Linked DNA regions of Homo sapiens: regions 2 and 3 are each linked to region 1. A link is an interaction called in ENCODE POLR2A ChIA-PET data of the cell type or tissue named here. Cell type or tissue: CD4-positive, alpha-beta T cell. All regions are shown on one strand. Region 1 overlaps LOC124901774 (a long non-coding RNA gene). Region 2 holds the start of GIMAP5 (GTPase, IMAP family member 5). Region 3 holds the start of GIMAP4 (GTPase, IMAP family member 4).

The links. Peaks named below come from ENCODE experiments on the same cell type or tissue, not always from the same donor. Only the 100,000 strongest peaks of a DNase experiment are listed, where the experiment ranks them.
Region 2: POLR2A ChIA-PET joins it to region 1 with 10 read pairs; 7 of 35 experiments call an interaction of 5 or more read pairs at or near these places.
Region 3: POLR2A ChIA-PET joins it to region 1 with 22 read pairs; 6 of 35 experiments call an interaction of 5 or more read pairs at or near these places.

Annotation. Positions count from the first base shown.
Region 1 is chr7:150,666,399-150,670,398 of GRCh38, forward strand. The region is part of intron 2 of LOC124901774 (a long non-coding RNA gene); the gene reads right to left. Among named protein-coding and RNA genes, the nearest start is that of GIMAP2, 17 kb to the right of the region's middle. In CD4-positive, alpha-beta T cell, no CTCF peak of the experiment used is centred here; a DNase peak (open chromatin) is centred at 2,203; H3K4me3 peaks cover 895 bases; H3K27ac peaks cover 3,887 bases.
Region 2 is chr7:150,736,016-150,740,015 of GRCh38, forward strand. It overlaps GIMAP1-GIMAP5 (GIMAP1-GIMAP5 readthrough), which reads left to right. Exons shown (of 5, transcript NM_001303630.2): 3 at 1,490-1,693. GIMAP5 (GTPase, IMAP family member 5) reads left to right here and starts at 1,403. Exons shown (of 3, transcript NM_018384.5): 1 at 1,403-1,693. RefSeq lists enhancers at 1-524, 1,400-1,479. In CD4-positive, alpha-beta T cell, no CTCF peak of the experiment used is centred here; DNase peaks (open chromatin) are centred at 176, 1,556 and 3,196; H3K4me3 peaks cover 4,000 bases; H3K27ac peaks cover 3,847 bases.
Region 3 is chr7:150,566,623-150,570,622 of GRCh38, forward strand. It overlaps GIMAP4 (GTPase, IMAP family member 4), which reads left to right and starts at 768. Exons shown (of 3, transcript NM_018326.3): 1 at 768-815; 2 at 3,266-3,337. The coding sequence starts at 3,280. In CD4-positive, alpha-beta T cell, a CTCF peak has its summit at 2,260; DNase peaks (open chromatin) are centred at 699, 1,422 and 2,259; H3K4me3 peaks cover 4,000 bases; H3K27ac peaks cover 3,138 bases.

The sequences.
Region 1 (4,000 bases):
ATTTACTTTTTCTTACCCAGGCAATGCTTGTTTTTACCTTAAAGCCATTCACACTATTTCCTTCCACCTGTTTATTTGTCTGTCCCCAAAGTTCTCCACATTTCCAAATCCTCCCTTCCTTTAGTGCAAAATTCCTACATGACAACCTCCACAACTTGAGATTTTTTGATCCTCTGCTGTCTGTCAATCAGACAATGCCTCTTGGACTCCATTTCTCCATGTGTGCTGGTTTCATTTCCTCAGCAACATGGGAAGACATTTGTACAGATGGAGCCAGGTTGGTTTCTTCTTCTTTTTCCCCTTACTCCATCCTCTGCCACATGACAGATACATCAGAGATTTTAAACCTTACTTGGAGTTCATGTAAATGGCCCAGTCATTCTGATGGTCCCCAGGGGTGCTAGTTTATAGTATTAGCTCCTTTTCAGACTTACTGTGTATTAGACCAGTGGTTCTCAAAATGTGGGCCATGGATCAGCAGCATCAGTATGAACCGGAAACTTGTTAGGAAATATGGGCTCCATCCTTAACTCATGGAATCAGAAACTCTGGGGGCGGAGTCCAGCAATCTAAGTTTCAGTAAAACCCCCAAGTGAGTCTGATGCCTGCTAAAGTTTGAGAACCACTGAGCTAAAGCTTTGTCTGTTAAAGGACTCTCACCTATGATTAAATCAGCTGAAATGGAGATCATAAGAGAGTTTTTAAAAGCACATCTGAAATGTAAAATTTTAGGTGAGAAAAGTCAACATAAGACCCTCTCATCTAAGATCATCCTAGAAGAAACAAAATGGAGAGGTGCTGTGGGCCATCAGGAAACAGCCTAAATGTCCCTGAAAGTTGAGATGCCTCAGAAATAAACCTCCAACTTTTATTTGTAGCTGGGCACAGGCCCCAATTCCACTAGTCATGGCAGTGGCCCAACTTCAACAGTGCAAATGATACAGCAATGTCCAAGAGCAGTGGTTCTCAAAGTGAGGTCCCCAGACCAGTGGCATCATGGGAATTGTCAGAAATGCTATTTTCAGGCTCCATTCAAAACCTACTAGTTCAGAAATTCCAGGGATGTTGCCTAGCCATTTGTATTTTAATAAACTCTTTAGGTGATTCTGATGCAGGCTAAGGCTTGAAAACCTCTGTGCTAGCCACTGGGAATTCATCCTTTACGTGCACTTTTCCATTTAATTCAGACTGGATAGTTTAAATTGTTCCCACCTTAAGATGAAGGAAATTAGGCTCAAGTTTGAGTAAGGACACTTAGCTAGTCAGTGGCCCAGTAGAAACTGGAACTCAGTTCTGTCTAACTCCAGAACCCCAGTGAGAATATGGAGGACGTATTTTGGGTATATGTGATCACTGATGGACTGAGTAGTTAAAAATGTATGTGGGAGAACTTCAGGGCAGGATGAAGAAGGAAAGTTAGAGAAAGGCAAATAGAGCAGTCTCTGCTATTTTAATGGATGATATTCAAGCCTGGGATCTGTAGCAAGTTAAACCTATAGAGGTCATCTTTTTACAAGATGTGGCCAAGATAACAGGCAACAGACCACGTCAAAGAAACCTTCCAGTGGACCCCCAGCATTTAAGGACTTGATTTGTTTGTTTGTTTGTTTGTTTGTTTTGAGGCAGAGTCTTGCTCTGTCACCCAGGCTGGAGTGCAATGGCGTGGTCTCAGCTCACTGCAACCTCTGCCTCCCAGATTCAAGCAATTCTCTTGCCTCAGCCTCCCAAGTAGCTGGGATTACAGGCACCCACCACCATGCCCAGCTAATTTTTTGTATTTTCAGTAGAGACGGGGTTTCACCATGTTGGCCAGGCTGGTCTCAAACTCCTGATCTCATGATCCACCCACCTCAGCATCCCAAAGTGCTAGGATTACAGGTGTGAGCCACGGTGCCCAGCCAAGGGCTTGAATTGTTAACTCTTCACTTGAGCTATTAATATTTGATTTGTATTCAGCTCCTTTGACTTCCTTCTCAGTATCTCCCTGTGAGTTATTTTCCCCTTACCTAGCCACTGTCCTGATGGAAAACCTTTACCTCTGAGAGAGGAATGACAGCTCCAGACCAATGGGGTGCATGTTTTACTGAGGGGACTTTCAGCCCTTTCAGATCACACAGGATAAGACAGTTATCTACCCTCTCTGAGAACAGAGCTTGCTGCTATAGCAGCCCTGGGTCTTGTGGTTTCCTTTCACACACTGAAGTTATTTTTCACACTTCACAAAACACCTAGAAACCAAATGCCTCTCAACACTCAGGGAGATGAAACTCAGGAAGGACAGCAAGTGAAAATGAAAAGATATTATGGGAGAGTTTTTGGAGAGGAAATGGGGTAGGGGCTGACAGGGTTATGAGCAAAGGAAACAGAATGGGCTGGTGACCCAGTGGGTTCACCTCAAAGTTTACAGCCAGGGTTCCTCTATGCTCTCTTTGACTCACTTGTTCTGTTTCCATGCACTGAGAGGGTGCAGTTCGTGGGAGGCAGAGCAAGTGGAGGAGGACCACAATTAAAGCGACCAAAATTCAGATTATGTAAAGCCTGATGAGGGAGAAGGTTTTGAATTCATAATTCACACAGCCCACAATTACACATATCTGACTGTGACATACCTAGATTCAAGCCTGGAGTGTTTTTCCATTTTCCATAATAAAACATTCAGGATCCAAACTTAATTATGAGTTTCTGTAAAAAATCATCTGCTAAAATCTCCAGCCTCATTTCTACACAATGTGACTTCCCACCTTGAGGATCTAGCCATCCTTGGCTTTCTTTGATTAACTGAGAGTTCCATGTCTTCACTTACCTTGGAATATGCTTTATCTTCTTCCTGGAAATACTTCTAATCTCTTTCCCTAACTTCTACTCACTATTCAATTTCAGCTTAAACAATGTTGATTTTTCTAAGAAGTCTTTTCCAACTACTCCTACTATTAGTTTAGCAGATCCTCTATACACTCTTAAAACATCCTAGTGTTCTCCTTAATAACATTCATTATCCTACTGTTTTTGTTAACTGTCATGTTTGCCTGAGAAAGGAGGTAGTGATAGGGAAAAGGTGGTGATGGTAAAAATAGAAGAGGGAGGTTTTATAGGATGGCACAGAAGAAAATAAAATATTTGATTGGTTACAGTTATACAGTTACCTTATTTGGTCTACCCTGTTGTAAAGTCCATAGTTTTGTTTGCTGGCTACTTCTAATTAGTTGAGCTTAAGTTCTGCTTTTATTTAATATTAAACATTTACAAGAAATAGCTCAAATTAAGACTTGCTTATCTTTGCAAATCAAGCAAGGTTGAGGTCATTTGTAAGGCCTAACTGCTTTTGTCTGCTCAGGTATTCTCCGGGTCTGGTCTCCATTTTAATTTACTTTAACAAAAAGAGACGAGACCCTCAAACCAGGTCCAGCTAGAACTAGCACAATTGAAGACAGAATTGCTCTGTCTTAGAAATGGATAAGATTACTTAGGAATATCAAGGCAAAAATCCTGAATTAGCTATTAACAAATAGAATCAAGCAACACCTTGTGTGATTAAGATTTGTCTAAGTATGCAAAGAAGTCAATATTAGGAAATACTAGGAAATATTTTTATACAATTTAATGTATTACAAAGCTATGGAGCAACATAATCTGATCACCTCCTTAGCTGTTGAAAAGTAATTTGGTAAAATTAAATGTCTAATAATTGGTTCTTTTTCCCCATAAGAAAATTTTCCATCTCAACCTCAAAGTCTGCATCTAGTTTAATGGTAAACATTGAGATATTGCCACAAAAGTTAAGAACAAGCTAAGGAAGCCTACTATCATTGTGATTACTTATTTAACATTCTCTTAGATACTAGCCACAATAAATTAACAGTGAAAGAAATTAGAAGTTGTTTTATAAAAAATTCAAAAAAAGAAGATAAATTATCATTTTTGGCCCCATAAAGAACTTTTACAAATCAATATCAAAATTATTCCCATCAGAATTGAAACATGGGCAATAAATATGTAAGAG
Region 2 (4,000 bases), 70 kb after region 1:
TGGAAAAGAATTACCCCTCCCTTCTTAGAGCATTTTCTTTAGAAACCTTGTAAGTGTGAAATCTTTCTCTACCCTTTGTAATGCAAATCTTTTTAAAAGCTGTTTGACAGCCCAGGGCTGTCTGTAGAGCATCTGGAAGCCATCCCTTTGAAATGCAAACATCAAGGAAGGTAGCGTCCCCACCTCCCAGTCTCTGTGTGAAAATAGGGGCCTAATTTAGGAGCCTAACTTAGGTAGGAGCCTGACATCTGCCAGCACCTTTCTGAGTTGCAAATCTTCCTCTTGCCATAGAGGATGTGAGAAGTTTACTTTTCCTCTGGAAAGACAATTAGCCAACACAGATGATTACTGAGTGAATTTAGGATGAACTATGCATGTCAAAGGGTGCTGTCAAGTCCTCTTACTTGAGGATTAGTTATGGTTTAACTTGAGAACACGTGTGTAATAGGTGGCACCTGCCTGGCTGTATAACCAGGTGGCATCCCTCTCCGTCTTTGCAATCTCTTCCTGGATTGTCTGGGATCCAGATCACATTCTGGTTCAATGGACATTCAATAATAAAATTGTTTTCTTTCTCTTCTGCCTCTGTGGAGAGGTTTTCTGGGCTAGCAGGAGATTGTTTAAAATTGTTTTCCCATCAAGTCTTAGACAATTGTTACCATATGACTGTAAGCCCCACTTCAAATGTCAACAGAAAAGGATATGGGGATTCTCTGGGCCATGACGGCCCTCCGCCTAAGTCCCACTGTGTTCTCCATCGCATAATTGCCTTATGTCCACTGCCCTAACCTTAAATGGCAATCAGGTTTATGTCCACTGCCCTAACCTTAAATGGCAATCAGGTTTATGTCCACTGCTCTAGCCTTAAATGGCAATCAATTCAAAAATAGAGGTTCTATCACCCTGCTTTCAACCCTTACCAGATAAACTGACACGTAGACTCCACAATGTCCCCACAGGGTGGGCTCCATCACGTGCCAGACAGCTTACCAGGGTCAGTCACGAGCCCAGAGTCAAACCCTGCAAGGGCTTGTTCTGGTCCTCTTTGGACCAGAGTGCCTTTCTGATCCTGGTTAGCAGAAACTTTCCAGAAGCAGAGCCTGTGAGAAGGGGCCCAAGAGTGCTGGGAGGAGAAGGTGCCCCGGTGATGGGTGCTGAGGGCAGCAGCTGCTGCCCAGAACTTTCCAGTCACTAGGGACCTTTTCTGAACTTGGAAGTGGGAGAGTCTGTAATTCCCTTCATATCTCCTTCTTCCAAATACTGCTTGCTTGAAACAGTCAAAAAAAAAAAAAAAAGGAAATGGGATGGGGCACACTGTCCCAGGGCAGGCTCATGACAGGAAGTGACCCGTTAAGGAAGCAGCACATCGCTGCATTCGGCTGGTTTTCAGGGTCTTGTTCCCAATCAGTTTCCAGCCAACACCAGGGTGTCCTAGTCCGCAGAGGTGTGGGGGACACACTCCATAATCTCTACTTTTCTTTTTGTGCAGCTGAGTCATGGAGCTTTCAGCCCCAGCACATGGCTCCTCCTTAACTGCGTCTGCTCAACCTCCCTCAGCCCTGTGAACAGCATCCCCGCACACAGACGCAGAGCAGGACTCTCTCTGCTGCCACTTCACCTTCCTGAGAGAGGACCAGCGGCCAGAGCCTCAGTGACTGCCACCCTGGAGGACAGGGCACAACAACCGTTTCTGGTAAGGAGAACTGGGTTTATGCTCACAGAGACTTTGGGAATTGAAAGGATCACAGTTTGGTCACAGCTGTTCATTTCTGACATGACCTTGCACAGATCCCCTCACTTCTGGGTTCGCTGGTCAGTAAAACGGGGCAATGGTGATGAGTGTTGCGGGCATCAGCAGGTGCACAGCTGGTGGAGCACAGCCTGAAGAATCTGTGCCTGCACTCACAGCCCAGTCCCAGGACAGCGGGCTTTGCTGCCCCATTGCCCATTACTTAGCCAAGTCGATCTCCATGAAACTCTCAGGGAGTAAGGCTGAACTGATCCTCTCATCAGTGGGACAGATGGGAGAACTGAAGCTCCCAGAGGGTGATAGGCTTTCCCCCATCTCCCCTAGCATGCCGGGGCATTCTTCTCAATTTTACCCTCCTAATTTCTCCTGTCCCAGACCAGCCAGACACGTACCATGTCTCAGACAAGCCTGGGAGCTGAGGATGGATTCTTAGGGCTCCCCAGGGCAAATGTGGGATATTTTCCCACCCCAGGAGCCTCATGTTCCAAACAAGACCCCTGAGTGGACCTTGTCTTGTGACTTTCAACTTCTGAAAACTACCCCATGCTCCCCCAGATGCCCCACATTTTTCCTATGACACCCTGCCGGACGCACACCAAACCGCAAAACACATGATTCCAATACCTGGAAATACATGGGCTGGGGCAGATGGGTGAAGGAGATACTTATGAACAAGGAAGACAAGAAGTGGTTTGATCTTTTCTAAAATAGTATGGAAGAGGCTGCTTTCTTGTAATTTGCTAAAATAAGCTCTTCTCATGGTAAAATCAGGTTCATGCAATTTTCAAATCGGAATGTGCATTTTGTTCATTTGCTTCACCCTTTTCCCTGAGCCAGACCCTCCCACCAGCTTGCCAGAGGCTGCTACTGTCTTGCTTGCACACTGCCTTCCAATCTCTCATGAACTTTGGTCTCTTTTGTGGGACGATTAGTAAAATTTTTCCTTTGGAGAAGACGCCTGTCTTCATTCTCAATTCCTCCACTTTTGTCTGCCCTGTAGACCAACACGTATCACATTCCTTCAAGCCTACGGTGTGTCCACCACGCTCTATTCAGTTCTTTTATAATCTTCTCCATGACTCATTTTAGCATTGCCATCAGTATCCTTTCTGACTCACCTGTGAACACTTTGTTATTTGTGAATATCTGCCAAAAAATGTATTCCTCAATGCAGCCTGATCCACTCAGAAAGCTTGGATTGGGAGAGCTATTGTTGCTGGTCATTGGCTAACATAACATAGTTTGACTGGCTTTTGTGACAGGCAATTGGCTGTTTTAAAAGAAAAGACCTCAATTCAGAGAAACTCCTGCCACCAGCAATTTTATTTTTGAATAACCTTTTATAAGAAATGCACTCAAGATTTTGCAATAAAATTCTGTGTGTTGGTTTTAGGGTAGGCTTCTAGCTGTCCAATTAATTTGTCTCCTGACCAGGGAGTGGCAGCATTGTACACATGTTCCAAGAGGTTTGTTGACTTTTTTGGAAAAGTCTCTTTTTCCACCTGTGGAATCAAGGACAATACACAGCAAAAGGAGCCATTTCCTGATGCTAGCTCCATTGTAAATATGTGACCTTTGGCAGGTCATTTAATGCTCAGTTTCCTTGCATTTTAATAGAAATTTTAAGATCAGTTTTGATCACATCACAGGGAATTTGAGAGAGCAATTAAAATAAGAAGGATGAAATAACTTTGAAAATTATAAATGTATTCACAGAGGCTTATTACAATTATGATGTTCATAATCAATATCATTACCACTGTCATCTTGACCCTTACCACATCATTATGTTGATTCCAAACCTCAGAAAACGTCATCTAAAGTAGAGAGGATGTCAGGGAACTGGTGCTATTTTAGCAAAAGCCAGAAGCATAATTTACCAGAGACGAGAACAGGGTGTGGGAGAGAGGAAAATGTTCTTCTCTGGGCTTAAGAAAAAGAAAGAAAGGAGAGAGGGGAGGGTAAAGAGGAAAGGAGGAAGAAAAGAAAGAAGGGAAAGGGAGGGAGGCAGGAAGCTGTCTTAATACATTCTGATAATATAAAAATAGATTTCTTGACCTAAAGAAGGCCAAGAAAATCCACTGAATGAATAGAAAAATGTGGAAAAGATAGAAATCACAGAAGTTATTAAAAATTGAAGTTTATAAATTACCAAAATAGCAAATAAACCATGAAAACTGTTTTTAATTTAATGATAATCAGTAAAATGTAAGTTTAAGCCAATTAAGACATCCTTATTTATGCCCATAA
Region 3 (4,000 bases), 100 kb before region 1:
CAATACTCTCAAAGTTTCCATTTTAGTGGTAAGTAGTGTCAGATGTCAGTGTTTAGAATATTTCAGTGGTTCCAGGACCATCTCAGGAGGTGAATTTTGGGCCCATCCTAGTCAGTCCAGTGAAAGTCATTTACTCTCTTTTGCTTCTAGCAGATGACTCATGGACATACCCTGGAAATAAGGACACACTGTGGACTCAGAGGACATACCTGAGGTACTGGGAGAAAGGGGTATGGGGGCTTAGCTGGGAGGCCTGTTGTGCTGAGCAGGGGTTCAGGGGCTCAAGGGTCTTTCAGAATAACTGATAACTCTCTAGTTTTGGCCCAGAAGTTTCTTCCAGAATGTCACAGCATGACCCATGTTTTTTGTCTCACTGCAGAGCCTTTGCAAGGTTCAGTATGGTAGCCACCAGGCATACCAAGCTGAATATTCCTTCTTTCCTTCTGGGGAAAATGCCTGGTGCAAGTTGTTCTGCCTGACTTTGCCTTTTAGAATTCTGACAATGGAGTAGCTATTTAACTTTAAATAAATTGAAACAAAATAAAATTTAAAATTCAGAACTGCAATCACACTCGTCACATTTCAAGCGCTCAGTAGTCACGTGTGGCTAAGGGTCACCATCTTGGACAGCACAGAACAACCCCATCCCTGCAGAAAGTTCTATTAGAGCTGCTGGATGATCAGGTGGGCAGGTCCCTTGCACAAGTAAATCTGGACAGCTCCTCCCCTCACTTCCTCTCTTCTCCTGTTTCTCAACATCCTGGCTTAGTATTGTGTGCAAAATCAGAGAGGGGTGCAAGATCCTGATTTTTCAGGTAAGGGAATAGGGGTGTGTGTGGTGGGGGTCGGGACGAATGTGCGATTTTGGTGAGGAGGGACCTGTATCTTAAATCGTCTGGTAAACATGTTTTCAGACTATATTCTCGCTGGTTCCCGTTTCCTGGCTTTGCTAATTTTAGGCTGTGATCTGTTTTCAAGGCTGAGCCCTACAAATCAATGCCTCTTCCAGAGATTGCTGCTCAGAGGATACTTGTTTTACAAATAAATGTTTCCTCTCGCTGGTTGTGGAATTTATATAGAAACTTTGATTCTTCCAGGGATAAAGTTGGGTGAGCGGACAGAATTAGCTCTGGGGGAGCTGGTGGGAAGAGGAACATTGGGATGTGTAAGGGGCACAGCTCCATATGTGGCCCCACAAAGACTGCACCCAGGTCAGGATTGGAGGCTCTGCAGTCTGAGGTCTTGTTACAGGGTTAACTGTCTGCTCGGAGCTGCCCGTTAGGGAAACTGTCTCCTCAGGGACAGTCCTGGGTTTACTGGGCATTGAGCTCCCCTTTAGCGGGTAGGAGGAGGGAGATGCCACCTGGTGTGACTCTCTACAGTTCAGGAGAAGCTGGATGCTGATGGGTGCTTGTTCCTTAGGCAGAGAGAGGAGAATTCAGCCACCTGAAGTCAGCACCTACAGAAGCACAGTCTCCTGGCTTTGCCTCTGAATTATTAACAGCAGAGCAGCATTAAAGAGCCCACACACTAGAAGGAGGATATGAAGAAACACCCAGAGAATGTCACAAAAACCCAGAATGTCACAGTATTGTTTTCTTCTTGCTGGTGTCCTATCCTCTCTCCTAACACCAGCCACCAAAGCTGATTTTTAAAAAATGCCATGATTTCTCTTGTTTACAAGAAGCTGTTTCCTATACCCTATTCTTGAAGGATAAAGAAATAGTCATTCAAAAGAAATATCTGGCTTTTCACAGTGTTTCATATTTGTTGGCTTCCTATGAGGTGACTCTGTCTTTAACAACTACCATTTTCTGCCTGTTTTGTTCAAAGTCTGCTCCAATAAGAGTTCTTCAAATATCTTTCTCCATTGCAAAATGTTTGTAGGTAGCAATGAAATAAAACATTTAAAATTAATACCATGTTTCTATAACACTACATATTAATTAATAAAGGAATGGATTGTCATTTTCACAGATCAGATGTGGGCTGGACATAATGATCAATCAAAGGCAAGAAGCAGGGAGATTATCCATTTATTTATTTAACAATGATCGATAACCATTCTTTGCCCAGTATTGTGCTTGTCCCCAGGGAATAATGAGAAATACAAGACATATGTGGTCTTCTCATCACAAAGCTTGTAGTATAAGAGGAGACAGTAAAAAAATCAAGCAATTAACTTCCTAAAGTAATACATATTCTGTAAGAAGCCTCTGGGGTGCAGTGGATCATAACAGAGGGTGTTGCTGGTAGACAGTGGTGTTGGGGAAGACTCTCTGGAGAGCCGAGGCCTGCGGGTTGAGCAGGAACAAGCTGGGCACTAGGTTGGAGGGTGAGTGCTCCAAAGAGAAGGAATGATAACTGCAAAGGCCTTGAAGGTGGAAGGAGCCTAGATTTCCAGAACATTGAGGGTAGTGTGGCTCACACATAGGAGAGAGGAGAGAGCTGATCACACAGGGCCTATGGGCCATTCTGAGGACTTCAGTTATTTTGAAACCAATAGTAAGCCACTAGGAAATTTAAACAAGAAAAAATATCAAATTTTAGTTTTAAAAGAACATCTGATTGTAGAGTAGAAAAGGGATTGAAGGGGAGATGATCAATTAGAAGCCTGTTAAGTTGTATACAATTGACAGTGGGTTGTATTAGCACAAAGATGGAGAGAAATGGGTAATTTCGAGTTTTTTGGAAGTGGAATCAATAGGATTTGGTGATGGGCTGATGAGAGAGAGAGGATAAAAGAGTTGTAGATGACCCCAAAGTTCTGCAGGAGCCACGGGGCTAGATGTTGGTGCCATCTGCTGAGCGGGGAGCCAGGAAGGCAGACAGGATGTGGAGGTCAGGGCTTAATTTCGGCCAGGTTCTGTTTGAGATGCCCATGAAATAGCCAAATGGAGTGAGATACAAAAGTTTGGAACTTTTATAAGCTGAGGGAGATATAAAAGTTTGGAACTCTGAGGAGGGTGTAGGCTACAGACCTCATATAAACACATCCAAGCCACGAATCTCTAGATAGAGGGGGGAAGGGGCCAGAACCCCTGTGAGGAAGCACTGGAAGCATTTATGTTTGTGTAAAGAAAAAGGAACAATCTGAAAATGAAACTGAAAATGGAGGGTTGAGGAGACTTTTGGGAAATGGAGCAGGAGAAATCAATGTAGCAAGCTCATGGCAAAAAGAAAGTTGTTGTTGACTACAGGCAGTCAGGGATTCTAGTTGCTTCCATTTCCCTAAAATGACATGGTTATGTTTCTTGATCTACAGGAGTTCAAGCGACAATGGCAGCCCAATACGGCAGTATGAGCTTCAACCCCAGCACACCAGGGGCCAGTTATGGTGAGAGGGCATTCAGTGCTCCCCAGACCAGGCTGCAGGGAGGTTAGCAGGTGGGGGTGGGGGATTTGGGGGGGAATAGGGGTGGGGTTCTCCTGCCTTGCCACCCAGTCCCCATTTGAGCAGGAGAAAAATATTTCCAACCTCTTTTCTCATTTTCTCCTCATTTGACCTGCTCTTTCATCTTTCTTGACCCTCTGCACTTTCTGCCCATGGTGTGGCTAAGCAGCTAAGCAGAAGAGAGATTAAATATCCTCTGATTGACCCAGGGCTCGGCACAGTTTCTTACCTCCTGCTTCCTACAACATGGACACACCAGAACAGCTGGTTGTAGCCTATCTGATTGTTTTTCTGCCCCTTTCTTCAGCCTGGAGGAGAACTGGGAATGAGGAATGTGGGAGTAATTGTCCCTCACCCTGGTATCTAATTTCCCAGCTCCTGGTGGTCTCACTATAACCAACAAATTAAACTGGCTGGCTCATTCAGTGTATCACATGACCCTCCATTTTCTTCCTTACCCATAGAAATTGACTATATCAGTTGAGATTTTGCTGGTTTAATAAACTATCCCAAAGTTTCATAGCTTAAAACATCAGCCATTTAGTTGGTTCTTAATTCTGTGGGTTCACTGGGCTGTTCTTGGGTCTGGACCAGCTTGGCTCATCT